Linked DNA regions of Homo sapiens: region 1 is linked to region 2. The links are chromatin loops, found by intact Hi-C in ENCODE. Cell type or tissue: IMR-90. All regions are shown on one strand. Links, peaks and the distances in the headings refer to the core of each region. The heading gives the core; the rest is flanking DNA. Region 1 holds the start of CPLX4 (complexin 4). Region 2 overlaps LOC107985156 (a long non-coding RNA gene).

The links. Peaks named below come from ENCODE experiments on the same cell type or tissue, not always from the same donor. Only the 100,000 strongest peaks of a DNase experiment are listed, where the experiment ranks them.
Region 1: a loop joins it to region 2, with 2.0 times the contacts of the local background. A loop is called at or near these places in 16 of 110 quality-filtered maps.

What each region holds. Positions count from the first base shown.
Region 1 is chr18:59,314,466-59,325,635 of GRCh38, forward strand. It overlaps CPLX4 (complexin 4), which reads right to left and starts at 4,184. Exons shown (of 3, transcript NM_181654.4): 1 at 3,831-4,184. The coding sequence starts at 3,997. In IMR-90, for the core only: no CTCF peak of the experiment used is centred there; no DNase peak of the experiment used is centred there; H3K27me3 peaks cover 957 bases.
Region 2 is chr18:59,375,087-59,388,525 of GRCh38, forward strand. It overlaps LOC107985156 (a long non-coding RNA gene), which reads right to left. Exons shown (of 9, transcript XR_001753470.1): 8 at 11,665-11,698; 9 at 5,158-5,917. Among named protein-coding and RNA genes, the nearest start is that of LMAN1, 23 kb to the left of the region's middle. RefSeq lists an enhancer at 11,548-12,544. In IMR-90, for the core only: no CTCF peak of the experiment used is centred there; no DNase peak of the experiment used is centred there; H3K27me3 peaks cover 551 bases.

The DNA.
Region 1 (11,170 bases), core at 1,027-6,026, 64 kb before region 2:
CTAGCGTGACATGTTTGTTTATAGTTTCTCTTTTCTTCTTGTGAAGCAAAATTTGTATCCAATGCAATGCACAAACCTCTGAAGCACACCATTCAATGATTCCCCAAAAAGCACACACCTGTGTAACCCAAAAACCCTCTCAAGATAGAAAACATTACTCTCACCTGGGAAAATTCCCCCATCCCCATTCCTGATCAAGGCCTACCCCCTAGCCCTAGAGGCAACCACCACGCCTTTTCTACCATAGATTGGTTTTGCCTGTTCTAGAACTTCATAAAATGGAACCATACAGTTCATCTTTGTGTAAGGCTTCTTTCACTCAGCATAAAATACTTTCGAGATTTAACCTTGTTGTTTTATGTACTAGTAGCTGGTTCCTTTTTATTGCTGAGTAGTAAGTATTCTATTGTTTGCGCAAATACAATCACCATTTGTCTAGTCATTTTTCTGTTAATGAACACCTGAATTGTTCCCCATTTGGGGTGACAGTAAGTAAAGCTGCTAAGAATATTGTTCTAGATTTTTTTGTGGACATATATTTTAATTTCTACTGGGTAAATAACTAGGCATGGAATTTGCTGGGTTCTACGGTAACTTACTGGGATGCATTTAGTTTTATAAGAAACAGCACGACCTTTCTCCAAAATGGTCATACTAGTTTATGCTTCAACAATTGAAACAAGAGTTCTAGTGGTTTCACATTTTGGCCAATATTTAACATTTTTTGTCTTTTTGATTTTAGCCATACTGGTGTTTATGGAGTGCTACTTTACTGTGATTTTAATTTTTTCCATTTCCAAGACAGCTAATGATATTAAGCAGCTTTTCATGTAATTTCCAGTAAGATTTTCATGTACTAATTGGCCATGTATCTATCTTTCTGAAGTATTTCTTCAAATCTTTTGCCCATTGTTTTTGCTTTCATTATTGAGTTATAGGAGTTCTTCATATTTCCTAGATTCCAGTCCTTTGTCAGATATATTTTCCAAATATATCCTCTCAGTCTGGCTTGCCCATTTATTTTCTAAATGGCATCTTTTAACGTATAAAAGTTTTTAACTTAGAGTTGAATTTATCATTTAATAATTTTATGGTCATTGATATGGTCATTGCCAATCTGGGTCATGATACAGAAATCTTCATCTACTTTCAAGTTGCAAAGATATTCTCCTACTTTTTTTTCTAAAAGCTTTATAATTTTGGCTTTTATGTTTACGTGTATGATGCATGACAAATTAATTTTTGTGTATAGTGTTAAGTAGGGGTCAAAGTTCAATGTTTTTCAGTTGTTTAGCACCATTTGTTGAAAAGACTTTCCGTTCCTGGTCTGATTATTTTGGCGCTTTTGTTGAAAATCAAATAACTATAAACCCCATTGATCGATTTGTTGATACTAATGCCACGCAGAGTTACATTCCAGTCCTCCAGAGCCAGTCTACAAATCACGCAGAAAAGCTGGTTGCTCTGTTTATAGTCACATGCAGCTAGCTAGTCTCCCCCCACCAAGTAAAGTGTAAATTCCTGCAGAAGAAAACCCATCTCTTCCATTTCAGTACATTCCTCACAATGCTATGCTCATACTAGGGGTCCAAACAATTACTGAATAAAACAAAGGTCAGAGTCAAGTTACAAATGATATTGTAGAAACTGTTGAAGCATAACTATGGCAAAGAAGCATTTTAATATAATTGAGAAAATGGCGGGAGAAACAGACTATTGTTTTATTTCCTTTCCAGATAGTCTATTTATGTTTAGACCTCTTTCAGTACTAATGTTACCAGTGGTGCGTGCGCACACACACACACACACATTGAACACAGAAAGAAAATAAAAATGAATGTGCATTATTAAATAGAGTGCATTGCTAAATAGTTTTTTATTTATAATTCATATAGTCTCCCCACTTCCTACAATGATGAGGATGGGTTTAGGAGGCTTTCATTTGCTAACATTGATTTTAATTATTATATATACTAAACTGTTTGTAGCTCTCTCTGCGTTTATCTTGTGATGAATTATTTTTAATGCCTACTACATATTGCATTCTAGGTGGTGAAATTCTTGAAAACTCAAACAATGGACTGAAAGTCATCCCTCTTTATCATAGGGAAGCCAAATGCTCCATTGTCCTGACACTATTTCTTACATTGAGTGACTACATAAATATATAATATTCTCACACACATATGCAAAAAGCTGAGTAGCTGACAACTCAGTCTGCTGATTGACTGTATGATTTGGCCATTTTGAGCTTTGATCTGTCCAGATATAAAATTAAGGAAAACTAGGACATTAGTTAATCAAATAGATGCCTTATCTGCAATCGGATCTGCTGCTTGAACATATTAGGTGATATTTTGCATGCTCACAACTGTAGTCTACATTTCTGTTTTCATTAGCCTACTTGATCTGAGAATGTTTGATGCTGATTTTTGTCTTCTATCCTTCATTACACAGTACTTATTTTGCTTTTAAGCTTTTTGTTCTTTTGCATGCCATAGGTAAAATCAGCCAATATTCAAGGAATGCTGCTTCTTTTGCCCAAGTCTTAGCACCATCATTTTTGCTAGTTGCATTGACTGTTTTTTAAAAACCAACTTTAAGTTACTGCAGAACCAAGCATAATGTATTCTAGGTAGTCTATAAGCCATGATTTCTTTCAGAAAAATACAATAGACAAGGTTTCCACTAAACGTAGTCTTTGTACTTTCTTTGTTTCCTCCAGGTCATTAACCTTTTCACCTATAATCATCTTAGCGATAGGATTTAGGCAACTATTATGTAATTGATCATTAGCAAAAGAGTCCTGGTGGCAAAAAAGAAATACTTTTCTTTTGAAACATATGATAAACATTTAACCTCTAGATTGATGTTTCATTTCTTAACTGATTATTAAAAGAATCTTAATTCTACCTTAAACATTTAAAAATTACACAGAGATTACATTTATTTCAGAATCAGTCTTCAAGTGGTGAAAAGTTGTTGGTGATATTCACATTCTATAATACCCAATTAAATGTTGCTTATATTTTATATTTTATTTTTGTTATATTTTATATAGCCAAGAAAATGCCTTTATTTTTTGGAGGAAGGTGGCTGAAGTATTTGGGGGTGAAGTACATGACATCTGTAATTTACTTTAAAAGCTATTATCTACCATCTATCTTTTTAATCTTTAAGCAAATGTAGCAAACTGTAAGCTGTTGATTTTATGTCATAGGTATATGTGGGTATTTGTCCTACTATTCTACTTTTCTGTATGTTTAGAATTTCCATATTAAACAGTCCACAAATCCATTCATAGTCTTTGATAAGCCAAGTCTTATGACATAATTGTCATGTTATGCTTCCTGGGTTTTTTTTTTTTTTCTCACATGCAAGATCAAAGAAGCTGCCCTCTATGTTATTTTAGGCCCTTTTCTAGGTATAAGGTCTGAATTCTTACAATTTGAAGACTTTCTACGTGCTAAGAGGGTGAAGTTTAGAAAGAATGTAAAGATAGTTAAACCTACCACTTTTCATCTAAATAATTAAATTGAGGTCAATCAAAACATGCCTAGACCAGAAAGTGTTAAGCTGCTTTAAGAACAACATATAGATTCATTTATTATTGTTCATTTCCATTCATACATGTAGAACATAGAACATAGTAGCTGCTGATGTTAGGGAACCGTTTACTTTAGAAGAACAACCTTTCCTTGGGTTAGAGGTAAACGGCAAAAGGAAAGGCATCTTAAAAAGCAAAGAGAAATAAACTGGAGAACTGAAGAAGGTATGGCCAGAATGAATTTCCTTTGCTTTTTAAGGGAAATGAAATAGCATGTACTCACTTCTCCTCAATCATTTGCTTTTGATACTCCTCATACTCCTCTCTAGTCATCCCTTGAGCTGCTGCAGGATCAGATGCACCTCCTTCTTCTTTATTTTCTTCAGACCCACCACCAAATCCTAAATTCTTTACCTGGTTACTTATCATACTTTTCATAAGGAAAGCCATTTTCTCTGCCCCAGAAAAATAAAACCAAAATTCAGACAAAAGCTGAAAAAAAAAATCCAAACAAACCCAAGAGAAAACCTCCAAATATTCTCAATGACAGCAATACATTTAAGAGCAAAGGACTTTGCACAACCTCATCTATTCAAGGGCATACTGATAGAGAAGAGTGGTTTGTCGGCCGTAAGCTGGATTAAAGTGGTGAACTCCTTAGTATATAGAGGCAGATGGTTCAGATTACCGAAGCATACAATCAGAGGCAACTGCCTACCTTCTGAATTAATACACTCAGCTAATTTCACAGGAAAAAGAAATCCCCACATCATCTACCCCTTTCTAAATTTTTAATTATAAGCACAGCAGGGCTTCATCAAGAGTCCTGTTTCAATTAAATTAATCAGAGCTGACTGATTATATAGCTGTTGTGGAATTTCCAAATTCCAGCCCTTGAGCAAAACATCCTGTTGAAAAACTGAGTCCAATGAGACTCAAAACCCAGAATGCTTCATTAAGCAAAAATAATCCTTTCGATCCATCATTTTATCTCATTGGACTTTAAGTACTATGCAAGGATTTGCTTTTTAGTTTGCTTGAATTCGGTTTGCTTCAATAGTTACTGTGTCCCGCACATAAATACACAACTGACAAATGCAAAGACCCAGACAGCAGGTCCTTGGTTTACATCTGGAAGATTATCTTAGCCTTCTCCTGCATGGAAATATTACTTGTCTATATGGAAATGATGTGCTTGACACTTCAAGGCTCTGATCCAGAAGGTAAGACCATTATGTGAGTCAAATCATCAATATGTAAGGGGTCACCTTTTTTCTCTTGCATAAAGAGTGCACCTCCTGGGTGCTCTATTTAAGCTCACTGGTGTACTTGGATGAAACTGACAATGTTTTGTATCCCACCAGATTCTCTATGGCTGTGGTTTTCTTCAGGTCAAGGGAAGAGTTGAGTATGGCTAAGACTTCAATCTACACTAGTATCTTTCTAATTAAAGCCTGCCAAAGAGGGTGGGGTGGGAAGGAAGAGATGTAATCCATTGTTATTTTATCTGAAGGCATGAGTCCTCTCAGAAACCAGGTGATTATCTCTCTGATCATATAGAATTACATAATCTGGATTCTTGCCTAAAATGCTTGCTTTATATATTTTATCGTCTGCTTTCCCTTTTAGTAATCTATTTTAAAATGCTGCTTAAATGGTCTCAATATGAAAGGCTAAAAAAGATAATTTAGGGTGAAATATAAGCTGTACTCAGGGCTTCGAGGAGAATGCCCATCAATATTGAGTTCCACTTTCTCTTTTAGATGGGTTGCTTGGAACTTAACACGTTCATACCATTATCTCTAAATTACCATTTATAATAAACTACATTGCAGTCCACTGAGGAATGTTACTAATTAATGTTGTCTCATAGAACTTTTCAAACCATAAAATAAAAGCCACAGCCTTGTGTTTCTGTCTGTTCGGTCTACATTTTATTATAAGTAATTATTTAGATTTATTATAAAATCTATTCTAAAAATTCCATTGTATGAGGAATTAGGAAATATTAATGGTGAGGGTGTCAATTCTAAACTCCAGCACCCATGTGTAAAGGAGTTTCTCCCTGTCCCGTCCTTTTCTGAATGTATGTTTGTGTGGAGGGGGTTAGGAAGAGGGGGTGTCATGCATTATGGGGACTCTTCGGTGGTAGCTTCAGCAGGGTCGCCGTGGAAGGTCTCCTGAGAGTGCTTTATGAAATCAAATATCTTATTATTTCCTCAACAGGTAATTCCATTGAGAATGAGGTCACGACTTAAAAAACTTTTTACTCCTTGATTTATTACAATGACCTTTGCCCTTGGACATCCAGGAACTACTAGCTGGTGTGTAGGATCTTTTTTTTTGGAGACAGCCTCACTGTGTTGCCCAGGCTGTAGTGCAGTGGCAGGATCTCAGCTCTCTGCAACCTCCGCCTCCTGGGTTCAAGCGAGTCTCCTGCCTTAGTCTCCCGAGTACCTAGGATTACAGGCATGCGCCACCATGCCCGGCTAAGCTTTTGTATTTTTGGTAGAGACAGGGTTTTGCCATATTGGCCAGGCTGGTCTTGAACTCCTGACCTCAAGTGATCTGCCTGCCTCAGTTTCTCAAAGTGGTGGGATTATAAGTGTGAGCCACCAAGCCTGGCTGTAGAATCTTGTAGAAATGGTGGTAGAATCTTCCGTTCCTTCAGAAAGGGGAAATGAATGCCCTGGATTCATGAATGGGACCTCTAGGTGTCCCCATCCCATGGCTCCCTACTGTCCTTGCATAGAATCCCCACTCCTTGCTGCAAGATTGCCCACTGCCTAGCTGCCAGCCTCTTCAGCCACACTCCCTTTGCTCATTCTAATCACATTCATGTCCTTGTTGGCCCTTAAACCAAGATTGCTCCCACCTATGTCCTTGTGGAACCTCCTGGCCTGTATTGCTCTTCCACATCTCTAGGTGGCTCACCCTTGCTTAATTCAGGTTTCTGTTCTCATTCACCTTCTTAGAGGGACTTCCCTGACCATCCTAAGATACCCTGCCTCCACTACCCCACCTTTTAATCCTCTATCCTATTCTATTTTTCTTCATAGTACTGCACTCTACCTGAAAGTATATTTTCCTTGATTTAGTTGTTTCCTTTCCATCTACTCCATTGGAATGTAAGCTCCATAAGAGAGACCAGTGCAATTTTGTTCACCTTTGCATCCCCATCTCTGAGAATCATGCTCAGCACATAGTAAGTGATCAATAAGAATCTTGGGGGAAAACAATGAATGAATGATTGCCACTAGGCCTAATGGCTTATTTTTGAGCAAATCGCTTTCAATGGAAGTAATCAAGGTACTACATCGGATGATGGAGGCACTTGGAGAGTTATCTTCAGGCAAAAGGGAGACAGGAGAATAGGGTCTGGGGGCAGGGAACCTAAGGCCAATTCATGCTGACTTCCTAGAACTAAATTAAAAGGAAAACCCCAACTTTCCACACCTAAGTAACAAAAGGACTGGAAGCTACTTCCTTACTCCCTTTGCAACTCCCGGCCCCCCACCCCCACCCCGACCCCCACCCCCACCCCCACCAACTTTTTCTACGTGGCAGATGGAAAATTCAAAGTATCTCTGATTGGCTGCTTTCTGCAGCCAATCAGACATTTGGATAGGAGTGTAACTTTGTAACTTCACTTCAGCCTCTAATTGGTTGCTTTCCACAACCAATCAGATACTTGCATAGGGTGTAACCTTTGTAACTTCACTTCAGTCTCTGATTGTTTGCTTTCCGCAACCAATCAGACTGATTGCAGGCCACTACTTCATTTACATAGGGTGTGCACCAAGTAACCAATGGGAAACCTCTAGAGGGTATTTAAACCCCAGAAAATTCTGCAAAGGGGCTCTTGAGCCCCTATGGTGGGGCCGCTTCCAGTCTGTGGAGTCTACTTTTGTTTTCCATAAATCTCTGCTTTTGTTGCTTCATTCTTTCCTGGCTTTGTTTGTGCGTTTTGTCTAATTCCTTGTTCAAAATGCCAAGAACCTGGACACCCTCCACCAATAACAGAAGTAGCATCTTAGTGCTTACAAATCCACCTCATAGTGGTTGCTGCCTTCTTTGCCAGCTCCCAGGATCAAGACTACTTGCCATAGTTTTTTAAAATCATGCCTCATTCTGATTTAATGGATCACCTTTGTAAACACAGATTCGTTGTGGCCTATTCAACTTGAAAATTTTGATGGTATCTGACCCAAAGAATTTGCTAAAGAAGCAATAATCCCATTAGTGGAATTAAATTTTAGAAAGAGATCACATTCAAACAGCATAAATCCATTTTGGTCCTTCACCTGGGATTTTTCTTTTCACATCAAATACCTAAATTTTGCTCCTGTAATTAAAATCGGCTAGTGGTATCATTTCTTTTTTGACCTTCCCCAAGGAAATCATGGTGATTAGGTTGTCCTGTCTCAGTTGTTATATCCTCTTAGCGGGTGACACAACATTTCAGGGGTAACCATGCAGCTAAACCTCTGTGCTCATGAAGGTCAGCAGAACTGAAGAAGAAAAAGGTCACCAAGCGCCAAGGCATGTGTCACCACACTTGGCTAATTGGCTAAGTGTAGAAATGATCTAAAGATGAGATTCACTGGGATTAATTTTCAACCTCTATTTTAACTGGGAAAAAAGAGGTAATATAAAAAGAGGAAAAAGTCTTGGGAAATAGAAGGACCATTACGGAAACCACAAAGGAAATTAAACACGTAGTCCTAATCCTAATAACTGCCTACTGGAGACATTTTAGTGGTTTGTGTTTTACCTAATAGAGTGTCATGTACATCATAGATGCTTAATACATATTTAATGAACTGTATTGAAATGCCAGGCCAAGTAGCATGTTTGTTTTCATTTCTATAGGATTGGTTAATATTCTTGTAGATACAAACTCAAGGCTATATACCAGCTGTGCAAAGAAATTCCCCAATCATGACAGTATGGTTTTCATTGAGCTACAGAACCAAAGAGTCTCTTCAGTACTACCTTGGCCCATTGTTATCTGATAGATTGTGAGACCATTTGTGACTCTGTGGAGACTCAAAGCATCTCAATCCTTTGTCTCCCAAAGTGGCCATTTTAAGAAATGTATCCCGGGCTGATTCTTCTGTCTTCCAGAAATATTCAGCAGTGTTATACCGAACGTTTCAAAATCTGTGTGTGAGTGTGTGTGTGTGTGTGTGTGTGTGTGTGTGTGACAGGGTCTCACTCTGTCACCCAAGCTGGAGTGCGTAACCATGGCTCATTATAGCCTTGACCTCCTGGGCTCAAGCGATCCTCCTGCCTCTGCCTCCTGAACAGCTGAGACTACAGGCATGCACCATCACACCTGGCTAATTTTTTATTTTTTGTAGAGATGAAGTCTTGCTATGTTGCCCAGGCTGGTCTCAAACTCATGGGCTCAAGTGATCCTCCCACCTTGGCTTCCCAAAGTGCTGGGATTACAGGTGTGAGCCACCATGCCTAGCCCCTAAAGTATTTCTTTTGCCAACACTGTATGACTGGTCTATTTCAGTTCACAGACATCACTTTCTGGTGAGGTAATAACTGTATTCTATTCCGTATCCTCTCTACCACAGAACTTCCATGTTGGTCGAGTGCTGAGTTGGTAGGCAATTCAGTGGTTGTTATTTTCTAACAGGACATGCTGGCTTCCATGATCTGATTGTAAATTGCCATGCTGGTTCTACATGGAAGGGGAAGATGGGCTGGGAACCAAAGATTAATTTTCTAACTTACTGTTTACACAGTGGGCTGACCAGTTTGAGCTGAGCTATGTTCATGCCTGGAATTCAGGTATATTTGGCAAATTGTAACATTCGTGGCATGGCTAGCAATAAGTCTATTTGCATTAAGTACTAAGGAGGCTCTTAGGAGAGACTCATCCAGAGCAGACACAGTAAGTTTGCCTCAGTTACAAAGCCTTAGTTCCCAGAGGCTTGAGGAATTCTGTAGTGTCTTTCACTCAGGTTCACCCTGGCCAAGGCTCATGAACCCATTAGGACTGTTTCCTAGAGATAGACCTTTAATTAAATAGTAACAGCCATTCTCACTGAGAACTCTGACACTGGGGCCCATGCATCACTGCTTTAGTATTTTCTTAACAGAAAGTAACATGCAGCGGGGAGAGAGTCATTCTTCTCCATTTGGCCACAAACTACCCATGATGGTTAATTTTACATGCCAACTTGACTGGGTCACTGGATGCCAGCATTATCTGGTTAAACATTGTTTCTGGTGTGTCTGTGAGGCTGTTCATGGAAGAGATTTGCATTTGAATTGGCTGACTGAGGAAAGCAGATGGTCCTCCCCAGTGTGGGTGGGCATCGTCCAATCTGTGAGGGCCTGAATAGAACAAAAAGCCAGAGGAAAGTTGGATTTGCTCTCTGCTTGAGCTGGGAACACTGATCTTCCTCTGCCCGGGACACTCATGGTCCTCAGGCCTTCAGGCTCAGATGGACTCTATACCGTTGGCTCTGGCTTTCAGGCCTTCCGGTTATACAACTGGCTTTTCTGGGTCTCCGGCTTGCAGATGGCAGATCGTGGGACTTCTCAGCCTCCATAATCATGTGAGCCATACCTTACTTATTTTATATGTATATATGTGTATATGTATGCGTGTATGTATTTAAAGGTTGTTACTCTGAAGAACCTAATACACCACTCCATGGACTGGCTCCTGGAAGCCTCCATTGCTTCTGTGGGCAATGGCAGTCGTGAGGGTGCCTGGTCCAGATGACAGAAGTGGCTGCTTGTTTGGCAGGACAGTGAAATCCTCCTGAGTAGCAGTGGGGCCTGTGTGTGTGATGGAACATGGCAGAAACGGTGCCACTGCTGGGCTGACATGGCAGAAATGGCAGATCCAGAATAAAGAGCAGTTAAGGGCCAACATAGGGGATGACGCCATCAGGAGGAGCAACACCCAATGGACATCACAGGGGTTCAGAGAAGAGAAAAAGAGTAAATGCCATGTGGCAGCTGACCAGGCAGCTTCTGGACTTATTTGTGAGGATCTGAGAAACGGAATGGGACTCCCAGCACTGCTGAGGACCATTTCCTTTTTTTTACAACTCATGAGCAGGTAAAGAGCCAAAAATCCTGTGTTGTACTGTTCTGGGTCAGTTCTCTCTCTGATTTTCAGACGCATAGACTAACAATAGCTAACATTTATTGGGCATAAGCATCTCGTTTCTAAGCTCTATTTATGGTGCTCTGTTATCTCAATTATCACCCCATTTTAGAGGTAAAAGATTAAGGTATGTCTCTGCCCTGACTCCAAGCCTATATTGCCTTCTGGCCATTTTTACTTGGTTAGTTAATGTCAGAATCTATGTTCCAAATGGAACTCAACCTCTTCTTCCCTCGTCTTCAATTCCCATCCTTTTTCTTGTGTTCCCTGTTTTAGGACACCTTACATCTAATTCTACTAGCCAGAAACAGAGTATCATTTTACATTCTTCCTTCTCATTCACTCCCCACTTCTAATAGTCATTAGATGCTTGCTATGGCCTGAACGTTTTGTCCCAACACTCCTATGTTGAAATCCTAACGCCCAAGGTGTTACTAATAGGAGATGGGGCCTTTTGTAGGTGATTGGGTTGTTAGGGTAGGGTC
Region 2 (13,439 bases), core at 4,871-9,870:
ATATAAAGGTGTTTCCCAGAGTGTGCTGCTTAGAACTCGCTGCTTCCAGGAGATGCTATGGGGTACTATGAGAACGGAAATTATGTAAGTAAATACATTTAGGAGACTTGAATTTTCATAGTGCACGTTTAAGTGTTAAAAGCTCCTGGAAATTCTTCAGTGGTAACAATTAATTAAATTTTTAAAAAAGTAACTTCGTTTTAATACAACATTTCCCCTAGTTTATTTAATCACAGAATCCTTTTTGTGTAACACTTATTAACATGCTGCAGGACTTTTATCTTCAGAATCATACTTCAGAAAATGCTGAATGAAACTACTTTAAAACAATATCAAAGACAATCTCAGTTTTCCTCGGTAACCACTCTAGGATTTACCAAAATTTCCTCTAAAAGAAATGTACTCTGATGCTAATTTAAGTATGTTACAGGCAGAGTCAATTTTCTGGTGCTACACATATGTAATGATAGATGTGACCAAATGTCATAAAGTGATTTTCATAGGACTTCTCTGCTAATTTCTACTTAGATGACTACAGGTCAACAAAATGGGGGCTATATGACACCTTATACACCATAGATGCTTAAATATTTCTAAAGGTGGCACACAGTTGAATATAACCACAAACACTCAAAGCTTTATACGTACTCAGTCAAGCCTCTGGATTGAATAGGTTTGTAGCAATCTGCCAACGACTCCTTCGGAAATCTGAGTGAATGATTTGAGGTGTTAAATCACCGATTATGTTTATTTCTAACACGAGCCCATTCAGTTTGGTTTCCTAAACACTTTTTGGAAGGATCCCTGTGAGATTCCAGGCTACATACCATTATTAGTTTGATACTTTAATGTTGAGATCTGTCCATAATATTTTAAATTTTAAGACAGTGTTTTTTTTTGTTGTTGCTGTTTTTTTCTTTTTTAACTTCTGGAACTCTACTCAGTAGCTTCATTATAGTCTAGATAACTAAACATCTTAAGTAAAGCTACATTTATGATTGCTAATGAAATTCTCATTCAATATCTGCATTACTTATATAGAACTTACTTCCAAAAAGCATTTGAAGAGGCAGCTCATTAAGGGCATTCTAAGAGTTCCCCTTTCTACTAATCTCCCTTTGAGGCCTATCAAATGTTAGGAAGGACACTCTAGTGCTCAAACTCTTTTACCCAAAGTGTTTACTTTCTGTATTTTAATAGCTTCTTCAGTTCCCTTGCCTGTCCCACATGGGTACATGAAGCCTTGTAATTGTGTAAATAAAGAGTAAAAACCTGCAATTATGATATAAATATGTACTCAAATTTAAAGCAACTAGTTATCAAAGACAAATGGATACAGGATCCTGCACCAGAATGAATCTGCTCAATATTGACATAGTGAATCGTCCTGAGAAGATTAAACCACAACTAGAAAAGCAGGCGGAGGGACAGTGAGTGACAGGGGCTTTATGGGGGGGCAGTGCCTCCCAGGGGGAGAGTTCATCTTCTTACTCAAAGAGACGCCTTCAGGGATCATGTAACTTGAATTCCCTGTGAATTCAGTGTCATCTTAGCTTGACCAGCTCTGGAAGAACATATTAACCTCCGCTTGTGATTTTCAGAAAACCATTCTAATTTAGCAAGTAATTAAGGGTCACATGTAGGACAAAGAGCTAGATAATCTTGGATTACCCACAGGAAGCTTTGTCTCCAAGGCAACCCCCGATGGAGGGGCTGTTAATGCGAAGGCCAGTCGGTTAATGAACTGGGAAAGGTAACTGGCTCCCAAACCTGTTAGAGCCAGGGAAATGGACATAACAATTATATGGCTATTGAATGACTCAGTGATAGAAAAGAAATGCTTCCAAAGCCAGTGGAGGCAAAACGTTTAGAGAAAGGATATAATTGTCACTGTTCTGCTAGACCAAATCCACAGATCTAAAATTAGCCTATTGTGAGTTCAAGCCAGGCCAATCTGTATTTATGAATTTTAGCCTAGTCTCCAGCTGAATCTTCTGGTTTCAGTGTTTCCTATGACCTAATTACCCCACAACCTGGTTTTTCCTGAGGGGCAGCCTCAGTTAGTACACTAGGCTGTGAGAGTGGCCCAAGGGAGTTTCGGAAGAGGAGACAAAACTTGTATTGTCCATCAGAGCCCTTGATACTCCATGCTGGGCTAAAAAATAAGATAGGGTTGCACAGAGAAGCACTATAAGAGGATTTTTAGACCAGGTTGGTAAAGGTGGAAGAGAAGACTGCAGGTGACCCAGTGACGGAGATGCTATGATAAGAGGAAAAGAAAAACAAAGGCATTCCCATGAGAAAACTTGAGAGGGACAGAGTGGAAAATTTAAGCGCCCTCGTCACTTCCTCAATGCTGCTCTCTTTTTTCTAATGGTCAAATTTAGGTCTTACATTCTCTACAAAGCCTTCTAAAACTCTACGAGCTCTTATTTATTTCCTGTCTTTGAACACTTACTGAACCACACTGCACACTTACCTGTATGTTCTCTTTCCATGTTCATTAAGAGTCTTGTGTACCTGGGTATTGTGTCTCTCGGCTTGTAAGGTAAGGGATCATGGGATATTCATTCAGCAGTCTCTAAATATTTACTAAGAATCTATTGTGAGGTGAGCACTATGCTAGCTGCTGGAGAAATAAAGATCAATAAAATACAGTGTCTGCCAGAAGGAGCTCATAGACTACTGAAGGATGCAGAGAAGCCAGCATGAAAGTGCAATAAATAAGAGTGACGTCTAAGCAGCTGGACATTCATCTGGTACAGTACATTCCTGGATATCGAGCAACAAGAAAGAGGAGCCGGAATGATTTATCGCCAAGGCCAATGTATGGCTGCCCATAATCACCAACTCAAGAAACAAGTGAAAGCAGAGAGGATTGAACTTCTGGGTTAAGGCAGAAAAGGATAAAAAGCAAAGACATTTTGGCAAAGACTGACTATGATTTCTTACCCAGGAAAATAAGACCAGTGTGGTGTGTTTTCAGCATCTGATGAGGTGCATGCCCTTTTGAGCTAATTCTTCCATCAGGACAGATTTGAGGGTGTAAGGAAGGCAAGTGATGCTAAACTGATCAGATTTAGACCACAGGGAATGGAAAGAGATGATTCACTTTAAATCTGAAACTAAATGGGGAAAGGACTGCTTTCACAGTTGTAGGGGACTCATCTTAAAATTCTCTGGAATAGAAGTATAAAGGCTGAAGGGACCTATTTGGATCTATGGATGATTATGTAGGAAACTATATTAATGATAAAGAAATAAACACCCAACGTCAACAAAAAGTGGAAAAGACAAAAGGAAATCTATCTGATAGAATAAAGCTCAAAATGCTCTGGTGAGTTGAAACCCAAATAAGACAGATGAGCAAGAGGCAGGGCAGAGTCCCAAACAAACCTCAAAGAAATTTAGAGTTTTCAAGCCCAAAGGTAAAAAGTGAAAATGAGATACAGACTCCACCAAGGGAAATGGAAAATACCTCCTTATATAATGAAGACGCAAGAAGTCAGGGAAATCTGCTGCTTATTAGATGGGCTTATGAGAAAAACTCTATGATGCTCATCTGAGATGTTCACACAGTTCTGTGTGCTTACAAAGGAAAACAGAACCAGCACGGGGAGAAGGGACATCATATTTTCCTTTCTCAGAGTAATTATAAACAGATACAAAAAACCTGGTGGGAAAAGTAGATGTGGAAGCAGACAATGAAGAAGCCAATTGGTAGGCTGAGTTAAACTGTGGCAGTTTGTCTGATGGCTGTTTCAATGGTCTGGAAGTCTTTGGGAAGGTGTTCCATGTCTATAATTCTGACAATATAGTATTCTCTGGGTGACATTTTAGATACACATGGCCATATCTGAAAACCATGGGGACATGCAAGAGGAAGTCCTGAAACTGTAATCAACTCATTCATTCATTGAATAAGCATTTATTGTGCACCTAGATGAACAGAACCTAGCACTGTTTTCGCATTAGGGATAGAGCAATGAATGAGAAAAACAAGGCCTTGGCGTCATAGTGTCTTATGGGCCAGAGGGGAGAGATGGACAATAAAACTATGGACAAGCTTTTAAAAATAAAATTTCAAATTGTGATATTGGTAAGTGCTGTAAAAGCAAATAAACAAAAACCAGAGAGGTGAGATAGAGAGACTGGTAGGCAGGAAACCTTGGTGGTTTAGGTAGAGGGCTCTGGGAAGCCTTTTGGTGGGGAAGACATTGGAGCTGAAGCTTGAGGGATAAAGAGGCAGCTCAGTGAAGATCGGGGGCAGAGAGTCCCAGGCAGAGGGACAACAATGTAACGTCCCAGTGGCGGGAAAAACATGGCATGTTCAAGGAGCAGAAGAGAAGCCCAGAATGAAGGGAGTGTGGTCAGAAGTGGGAGAATGGAGGCAGAGGAGGCTGGAAGGATTGACAAGGACCTGCTAACCATGGAAAGGGGTTTGAAGTATATTCTAACTGCAGTGGGAAGTGACCAGAGGGTTTCAAGCAAAGGCTGCTATCATCTTTCTATGTGATCTCTGCTGCTCCACAAATCTAGTGGACCAGCAGAACCACCACCCCCGGGAAGATCTCAGATCCCACCGCAGACTGGCTGCAGCAGAATCTATACTTTTACAAAATCTCTGAATGCTGCATGCGTACGTGAACTTGAAGAAGCACTTCAAGAATGATATCTATGCTTTAAAAAGACTGCATGGTACACCCACTAGGATGGTTATACTTTTTTTGAGAAGGAAAATAACAAGTGTTGGTGAGGATGTGGAGAAACTGGAACCTTTTCACATTGTTGGTGGGAATAAAAAGTGGAGCAGCCACTGTGGAAACCAGTTTGGCTGTTCCTCAATAATGCAAACATAGTTACTCACTTAGAACATTTCCACTTCTGGGAATATACCCAAAAGAATTGAAAACAGATGTTCAAAGAAAAACTTGTACATAAATATTCAGAGCAGCACTACACACAATAAACGAAAGGTAGAAACAGCCCAAATGTTCATTTACTGATGAAAGGATAAACAAATGTGGTCTATCCATATAATGGGATATTATTCAGCCATAAAAGGAATGAAGTACTGATACATGCTACAACAGGGATAAATCTTGAAAACATGCTAAGTGAAAGAAGCTAGACATGTTAGGCCACATATTACATGATTCCGTGTATATGCAATATTCAAAATAGGCAAATCCATAGAGACAGAATGCAGATGGTGGTTGCCAAAGGCAGCGGGGAGGAGAGAATGGAGAGACTGACTAATGGGTACAGGGTTTCCTTTAGAGGTGATGAAAACCCCAAACTAGATAGTGGTGATGGTTGCACAACACTGCCAATGTACTAAGTGTCACTAATGGTAAATTTTGTGTTATGTGTATTGTACCATAATTTTCAAAACAAGACTATAAAGAGCAAGGGCAAAAAACACACCAAATGGTAGTTCTCCAAGAGCTATTGTGGGGTTAGTGGGTGGTTGCTAATGGTGTCTTAATTTTGTAGCACTTCAGTAATGGTCTGGATACTAAAAACTTTAAAATGCACATACATTGTTTTGAGAAAACACCAGGCTAATAGACCTAGTCAATATCTTGTTGAAAACTCAAACAAAAATGAACAAAGCTGAATTAGGTCCAAATTAAGTAGAATGCAGTTCAGCAAGCTTGAAAAGAAGAACTGAACAGTTGTCAAGGGCAGGAAGGTGAAAAAAGGTGCAAGAGATAAAAATCGAGGAGTCAGGAGCATGGCCACTGGAATCCGGAAGAGAGCACTGTGGACAAAAGGTCAATTTCAGTAACTGGATTCATACGTGGGTGAATCACAGATCACACAGAAACCACTGGGTTCCCTTGCCATTCCATTCAGCGTCGCTTACCTGCATTCTCAAATTGTGCTTCCAACTCTGGGGTTTACACCTGGTAACCTGAAAAACAAAGAACCATGGATTGGTTAGATTTACATATTAACACTTAGGAAGAGAAGGTATTGCATATTCATTCATTTGTTCATGCCCTACTTCCTACTCCCTATCCCCATCCAATCTTCTGGTCACCTACACTACTCACCTCTGGAGAGGCCGTAGAGCAGTGGTCAAAAGCATGACCTGCCGGGCGCGGTGGCTTACGCCTGTAATCCCAGCACTTTGGGAGGCCGAGGCGGGTGGATCATAAGGTCGGGAGATCGAGACCATCCTGGATTAACACGGTGAAACCTCGTCTCTACTAAAAATACAAAAAATTAGCCGGCCGTGGTGGCGGGCGCCTGTGGTCTCAGCTACTCGGGAGGCTGAGGCAGGAGAATGGCATGAACCTGGGAGGCGGAGCTGGCAGTGAGCCGAGATTGCGCCACTGCACTCCAGCCTGGGCAACAGAGCGAGACTGCGTCTCAAAAAAAAGAAAAAAAAAAAAAAAGCATGACCTCTGAATCTAGAGTGGCTTCGAATCACACCTCCAACGTTTACTGTAAGTGATGCTGGGCAAGTCACTTAACCTTTTGCGCCTCTGTTTTCTCATCTATAAGGTGGGAATAATGATTCAGAATTATGCGAATTAACTGAGGCAATACATGCAAAAGGCTTAGAACAGTACTTGGAACTTAGGAATCACACAATTCCATTAGCTGCTTAATATTATTATTAACATTAATTCATATTATTATTACTCTGCTGGGCATTGGGATTGTGGAAAGAATCAGATGTTCTCCCTGTTGTGGCAGAGCTCATGTCTGGTGCGGGAATCTACTAAAATGCTGCTTGGAAAACATAAAGGAAGAGGTGGGCACAAGTTCTTTGGGGTCCCATAAAAACTTTAATTCTGTCCAGTGGGAAAGCTAAGATTTCAAAGACCAGGGGGCATCTGAGTAGCAGAGAGGATGACAGTGATTATTGGCGAAGGGAGCAATATGTACAAAGGTCAGAAAGACGTAAGAGCCTGGCTCCCTTGAGGAACTGTGATTGACTCGGTGGAGCTGACATAGGGTATGAGGGACGGATCCTCTGCAGATAAGCTAGAAAGGTAGCTCCCCTCACTTCTGGTGCTTGCTAGCAATCTCTATCATTTCCTTGCTTGTGGTTGCATCACTCCAATGTCTGCCTTCGTCTGCACGTGGCCATCTTCCTTCTGTGTTTCTGTGTCTAAATTTCCTTTTTATAAGGACACCACTCACTGATTAAGGTCCACCCTAATCCATTATGAGCTCATGTTAACTTGATTATATCTGCAAAGACCCTATTCCAAATGAGGTCACATTCATAGGTACCAGGGCTTAGGACTTGAACGTGTCTCTTGGGGAGGGCACAATTCAACCCACAGCAGGGCCTGACCAGTTAGAGCAGCTGGGAGCTGCAGACAGACACACATTTTACATGGATCACTCCCGTGATTTGACGTGAGGAGGCTGGAGGGCTATGAGATGCTGAAGGATCAGTTAGGAGTTTATTGCAAAACAGCAAGTGAGAACCTCAGAGGCCCGGAAAAAGGCCATGTTTGTGAGAATGCTGAGCCATCAGAAGCGCTGGCCAACCCAGTTGGAATTTTTGGCAAGAATAGTTCATAGGCAGAGGGCAATGTGAACTTCCATTAGGAGGCGCATCGTGCCTGGTTATGAGCAGGTACTGACCATCATTTCCTAGATTCGTTATTTCATTAAGTTTGATAAAATGGTGACATTCTAATTCCATCATGTCCTCTTCATTTATTAGTGGGATGCTTCTAGAAAAAGTAATTTCCTCTCATCAACTATTTTTATTAACTTTGATGTACAGTATAAGCAGGAAAATGCTTTTACTTAAAAAAAAAAAACTAGTTTTAAACTACAGAGTTGGTTCTCAGGCATCCTCCTAAAATAACATTATTTTTCTTGTTGTTGGCTGTCATTGTTTTTCTGTTTGTTTGACGTCATTTTGAACTCATGGATTTTAGCATATTTGATGTATTTCAGTCCGTGCCAATTATTATCCTTGATAATGCCAAAACCATTCTAGTAGAAGCCTCTTCAAGTTGCCTCCTGAGTCCTGTTAATGCAATCCCAGTAATCTTGCCAGTTTTCTTGCTTTTTTGAACTTCTCCAAGTTGGGTGAAGATTGGTATATTATTGAGTATTAAATTGCATTTCTTTTATTAGTAACAATATGCAGGAGCTTTTCGTGTATTTAATTGGGTGTATCGTAAGCGTGCGGCTGACCAGTACATGGATCAAAGTATGTGGCATGCTGCACTCAAGAGTGCACTGAGCAACCAGCCTGGGCAACATAGCTAGACCCCATCTCTACAAAAAATTTAAAACTTAGCTTGGCATGGTGGTGTGCACTTGTAGTTCTAGCTACTTGGGAGGCTGAGGTGGGAGGATTGCTTGGGCCCAGATGTTTGAGGCTGCAGTGAGCTATGATTACACCACTGTACTCCAGCCTAGGTAACAGAGCGAGAGCCTGCCTCTATTAAAAAAAAAAAAAAGTGCACCGAATTATCAACCAGGAGCCCTATTCTCTAATCTTGCCATTGGCATGACCTATAACAAAGTCACATATCTTTCTGGATCTTCCTTTCTTCCTTATTAAATTAAGAGGTGTGGCTCTATAGTCTTCCAATCCCCCTGTCAAGCTAAAATGCTGAGATCTTTATTTCTGGCTCCTATGTGCCCCAGACCTCATATAAAAGTTTTTTTTTTTTTCAATAGAGCCAATTGAATAATTGTATAACTAAGTTCAATTTAATTTTTGTGTTTGTGCAAGTTATTTTATCAAATTAATTTGTAAAACAAAAAAACTGTTAGATTACATGTCCTTTTTAAATATTATTATTATTTAAAAATATGGTCACTGAACTGATGAAGGCCACATTGATTGACCCTTCTGCCTGCTCTTTCAGAAGCTGCAGCCAACTGGCAAATAGCTTCCCCAGCCTCCTGCTGAAGCATCTGCTAATGCTCTGCAGATTACTGTGTCCCCTCCGCCTCCCCCCACCTTCCCTGTCGCCCTCCATCCTCAGGCTGCTCATTAACTCATTAGAAGCTGCTTTCATAGCAGCTGGAGGGGAGGTTCTGCTGCCTGCTGATTGTAGCTCAGGGTTTTCAAAGCACCTGCCTTAGTGTCACCTGGAGTCTTCGGTAAATAGGACCGTATTCGTCTACTCGGTGCTTCTCCACAGCATTGAACATAACATCAGGAATCAACACAATCCTTGTGAAAATCTTTATGCAATGTCTGTCCCATGCACTGGACAATAAGCTCCACAAGGACAGGCTGTGTCAGGTTTTGCTGACCTTCGTATCCCTGGCAATCAGCTCAGGACTTAGTACTTTGTGGGCATCCCAAGATTTCCTGGATGCTAAATGCATGAGTGCAGGAGTGACTGAGTGAATCAGGTTGAACTTGGGGTTGACGTGTATGTCTAGGTGTCCATATATGTGTGTAAATGTATGTGTGTGTGTGTATATATATATATATGAATCTATACAATGGGGTCTCCTGTACTAATCTAACATACTCAGAAACTTCAGAGGAGGAGGCTGGCAAGTTCTTCATCCTGTGAGTCTGTGAGCTATTAGGAAAAACAGGCCTGGCACATGGCTCACGTCTATAATCTCAGCACTTTGGGAGGCCGAGGCGGGAGGATCACTTGAGGTCAGGAGTTCGAGACCAGCCTGGCCCACATGGTAAAAACCTATCTCTACTAAAAATATAAAAATTAGCTGGGTGGCAGGTGCCTGTAATCCCAGCTACTCAGGAGGCTGAGGCAGGAGAATCACTTGAACCCTGGAGGTGGAGGTTGCAGTGAGACAAGATTGTGCCACTGTATTCCAGCCCGGGTCTGTTTAAAAAAAAAAAAAAGAAAAGAAAAAGAAAAAGAGCACTGGCCTGGTAGGTCAAAGACCTAGAATCTGCTGCAGACTTGGCCACTCTCCATGACCTGGATGGTTTTGAGCCCATCACTTAATCTGCAGAACAGTGGTCTGGGGCCAGAGCATCTGTAATGCTCCTTCTAGTGCCAGTATCCTAAGTTTCTCTCTGTGGGGAGTGCTGTGTCACTTACTGAGATAGAGCTCAGATGCTGGCAGGCTGCCTTCTCAATCTCTGAATGACATACAACATGTTCATTCTACGTATCCACCCTACACAAAACTCTTCTGTAGATTTACAGTTTTCAAAACCAAATGCTGACTCTCTTGCCTTGCACAATCATTTCTGACTTTTAAGACTATCTGCTTCCCAGGTTTCTCTCTCTCACTCTCAGTCACCTTGTGTCAGCTTTAAATTACTGACCCCTAACTGAGTGCCAGGCACTGTTCCCACCACTTGGCAGGTGTCAACCCATTTCCCAAGGATAAAATTCGATCCCACTAGGTTTTGCCCATGTCACATGCTCGTATTTACAGGCCAACCGTGTCATGTCAATTTCATTTTTCTTTGGCTGATGTGCTACAGCGTGTGGCTTGATTTTACATTGGGGCAGTATGGAAAAGGTAACTTAAGCTTGGACACTTAGGTGGGAGTGGAAGACAAACTGCAGGGTCATTGCCCTAAAGTGGGTTAGAGTGTATGGGGAAATTAACCTTCAAGACGTGGTGGTTATTATACACAATATGAGGTAATATATAAAGTGCGAAATCCCGTGGCATACTTTATAAATCCTCCAAGATACTCTGGAAATACTTTATCAATCCTCTCGAGGCCAGGGAATGGAGAGTTGAGTGGGAGCCTGTGTAACCCTCAGGTGTGATGCTTCTCTCCGAATGTCCATGGTGTCCTGACACTCCACGGGTCCTGCTGCACAGCAAGAGCAGGCAACCCAGGCTCGGTGCCCCTGAGAGGATGTTTCTAGAAGTCCACTTTCTCCACATCATACCTCTCCTCCCTGCCACACACTCCATTCTATTTCTTTGCTACTTAAAGTAACAAAGTCATCTTGAATAAATACATTAAAATTTTATTTTATTTTTTTGAGACGGAGTCTTGCTCGGTCGCCCAGGCTGGAGGCCAGTAGCAGGATCTTGTCTTGCACTAGTGCAACCTCTGCCTCTCTGGTTCAAGTGATTCTCATGCCTCAGCCTCCCGAGTAGCTGGAATTACAGGCATACACCACTACGCTTGGCTAATTTTTGTATTTTTAGTAGAGACAGGCTTTTGCCATGTTGGCCGGTCTGGTCTTGAACTCCTGACCTCAGGTGATCCACCCACCTCAGCCTCCCAATGTGCTGGGATTATAGGCGTGAGCCATCGCGTCTGGCCAAAATTTTATTTTGCTGATGATATAGAGGCTCATTCTAGAGATTGGAAAGCATAGAAAAGCATAAAGGAGAAGGAAAACAAAAAAGCAACCCCAAACCAGAACACACCCAACTTCACAGTCACTGTTGGTAAGTCAATTCTGTTTTCTTTCCCCCAGTTCATATCCCTTGAAGACATGACCACCACGCTTCACTCCCCGCCTGTGACACAGAGGAAGCTCTGAGATGAAGAGTCCTCTCCGCCACCAGAAGCAGCAGCGAAAACCCATCCAAAGGGTTCAAGAAAAACTTTCATTCTGAGAAGAGGAACAGGGTCGGGGAGGCACGCCGGACTCCACATCATTTCTTCCTTCAATTTTGAAGGAGAGTCGAGGGCTGGACCATCAAGGCTTTAGTCTGAATTCAGGCCTAATGTGAGAATTAAAGAACAGAAACCGCCAGACTAACCAGATTCTTCTTCTTCCAGCTGACCTTGAAGATGCTGCAGAAAGATTTTTAAAATAAAACATCTTGAGCTCCCCTTCTTCTCCCCTCAAACCTTCCCTTTCACCCCTCCTAGATACACACAAACCACAGCTTCACTTTTGTCAAGCTAACTATATGAAGTTTTCTCTCTTCTTCCCCCTCTCTCATTAACTCCACTCCCTCAGCCTCCCTCGATTTTCCAATGATTAAAGTAGTGGGCTTTTTAAAAAGGCCTCCAATTAGCACCTCATCAGCTCCAATTAGAGGAGACAAAAGCAGTGTAAAGATAACTCAGTGAGAGGGGCCGGCGCAACATCATGTAATCACTTAAGACAAGCACTGAGCATTCTTTTTGCGAACCACGCTGGGCCTATTCACCTTTCTTTCTTCCTTTTAGATGCATTTAAGACTGTTTTGCTGGGAAGCCAGGCCTCCCAGGAGTCTCATAATTCCTCATTCAGAGGCTACCTGTTTACAGCTCACAGAGTCCAAGGACCTAAACAATCCTATATTGTCTGCCTAGTGCTTCCTTAAACTCCAGCCCCATAATGGTGTGTTTTCTGCGGCCAGCCGAATAAGTTAAAGGCTGGCTTTATACTCCCAGAGTGTTCTCCTTGTACTGTCTTCTAATTACAAGGGAGGGCAACAATGTATTTTTTTCAATGAGAGTTCTTTGGAGCAGTTAATTTGGTGCCTGTACTAAATGCCCCCAAACATTAATTAGGGTGGAAGGAACCCTAATTTCCTCAGCAGCTTTCCTTTCCACTTACTTCCCTTGTTTTCACATAGGCCTGGATGAGTCTCCATAATGAAATTACCTCATTAATGCCTTTATTCACAGTAACTCATTCAAAACCGACCATTTAGCTTTAATTTAATGCTGTCAAAAGGAAAAAGGTGCATTCATGGCTTTGATTAGCAAAAATGTCTCCCCCCCAAAGGGGTGGACAGATTTAAATTATGAAGATGGTAAGTAGTGAGTTATAATTGGGCACAAGCAGCACTTCAGGAAGGCTTCCCTGCTTTCAAAGCCTGGGCTGGCCAGGCTGCGGACTATTAACTGTGTCCAGGGCCTTGTTCTCGGGATTTGAATTGATGGCAACTTCACTATAAAAAAGAAAATGGGGTTTAATTTTTGTTTAATACACAGTGGGGTTGTATTTACCCACAGAGCAATAGCTTTTCAATGAGCTCGGGCTTTGTTCCCTGAATAATTTATTATCCACGCTTTCTAACATGAGTTTTGAAGGGCACCACGCATGTCACAGTTTCTGGGGAACAGGAAAACCTGAAGTGCACAGACTGAGCAAGTGGGTGGTTGACATAACACCTTGGCCAGGGTAGCACCAGATCGATGAGCTCAAATCACAGGATTCATCATCGTTTTTAAAGCTACAGCACACTGGGGAATTTAACCTTGAAAAAATTCTTCCTTCACATTTTCTCATTTGAGACAACAATCCTATGAAGTGAGATTCAGATAGTAAGAATCGCCCGGTGAGAAAGCTGAGGCTGAGGGGCCCAAGGGAGTTACTGAAAATCACGGTTAGTGGCAAATGCAGGACCAAGCCACTAGTGCATGCAGGGGAAACACAATACTTTGAGTTTTGAGGGTGGAGCTGCTTTTTTTGTAACATCCAGAGGGTCAAGTGTGTTTACATTGGCTCAACCTCAATTTGTATGTAAAGAAGACAGTCTACATCACCAGGCGTTGCTATCCTAGCTGCAATGTCTATGTTCTATATAAAATGATACAG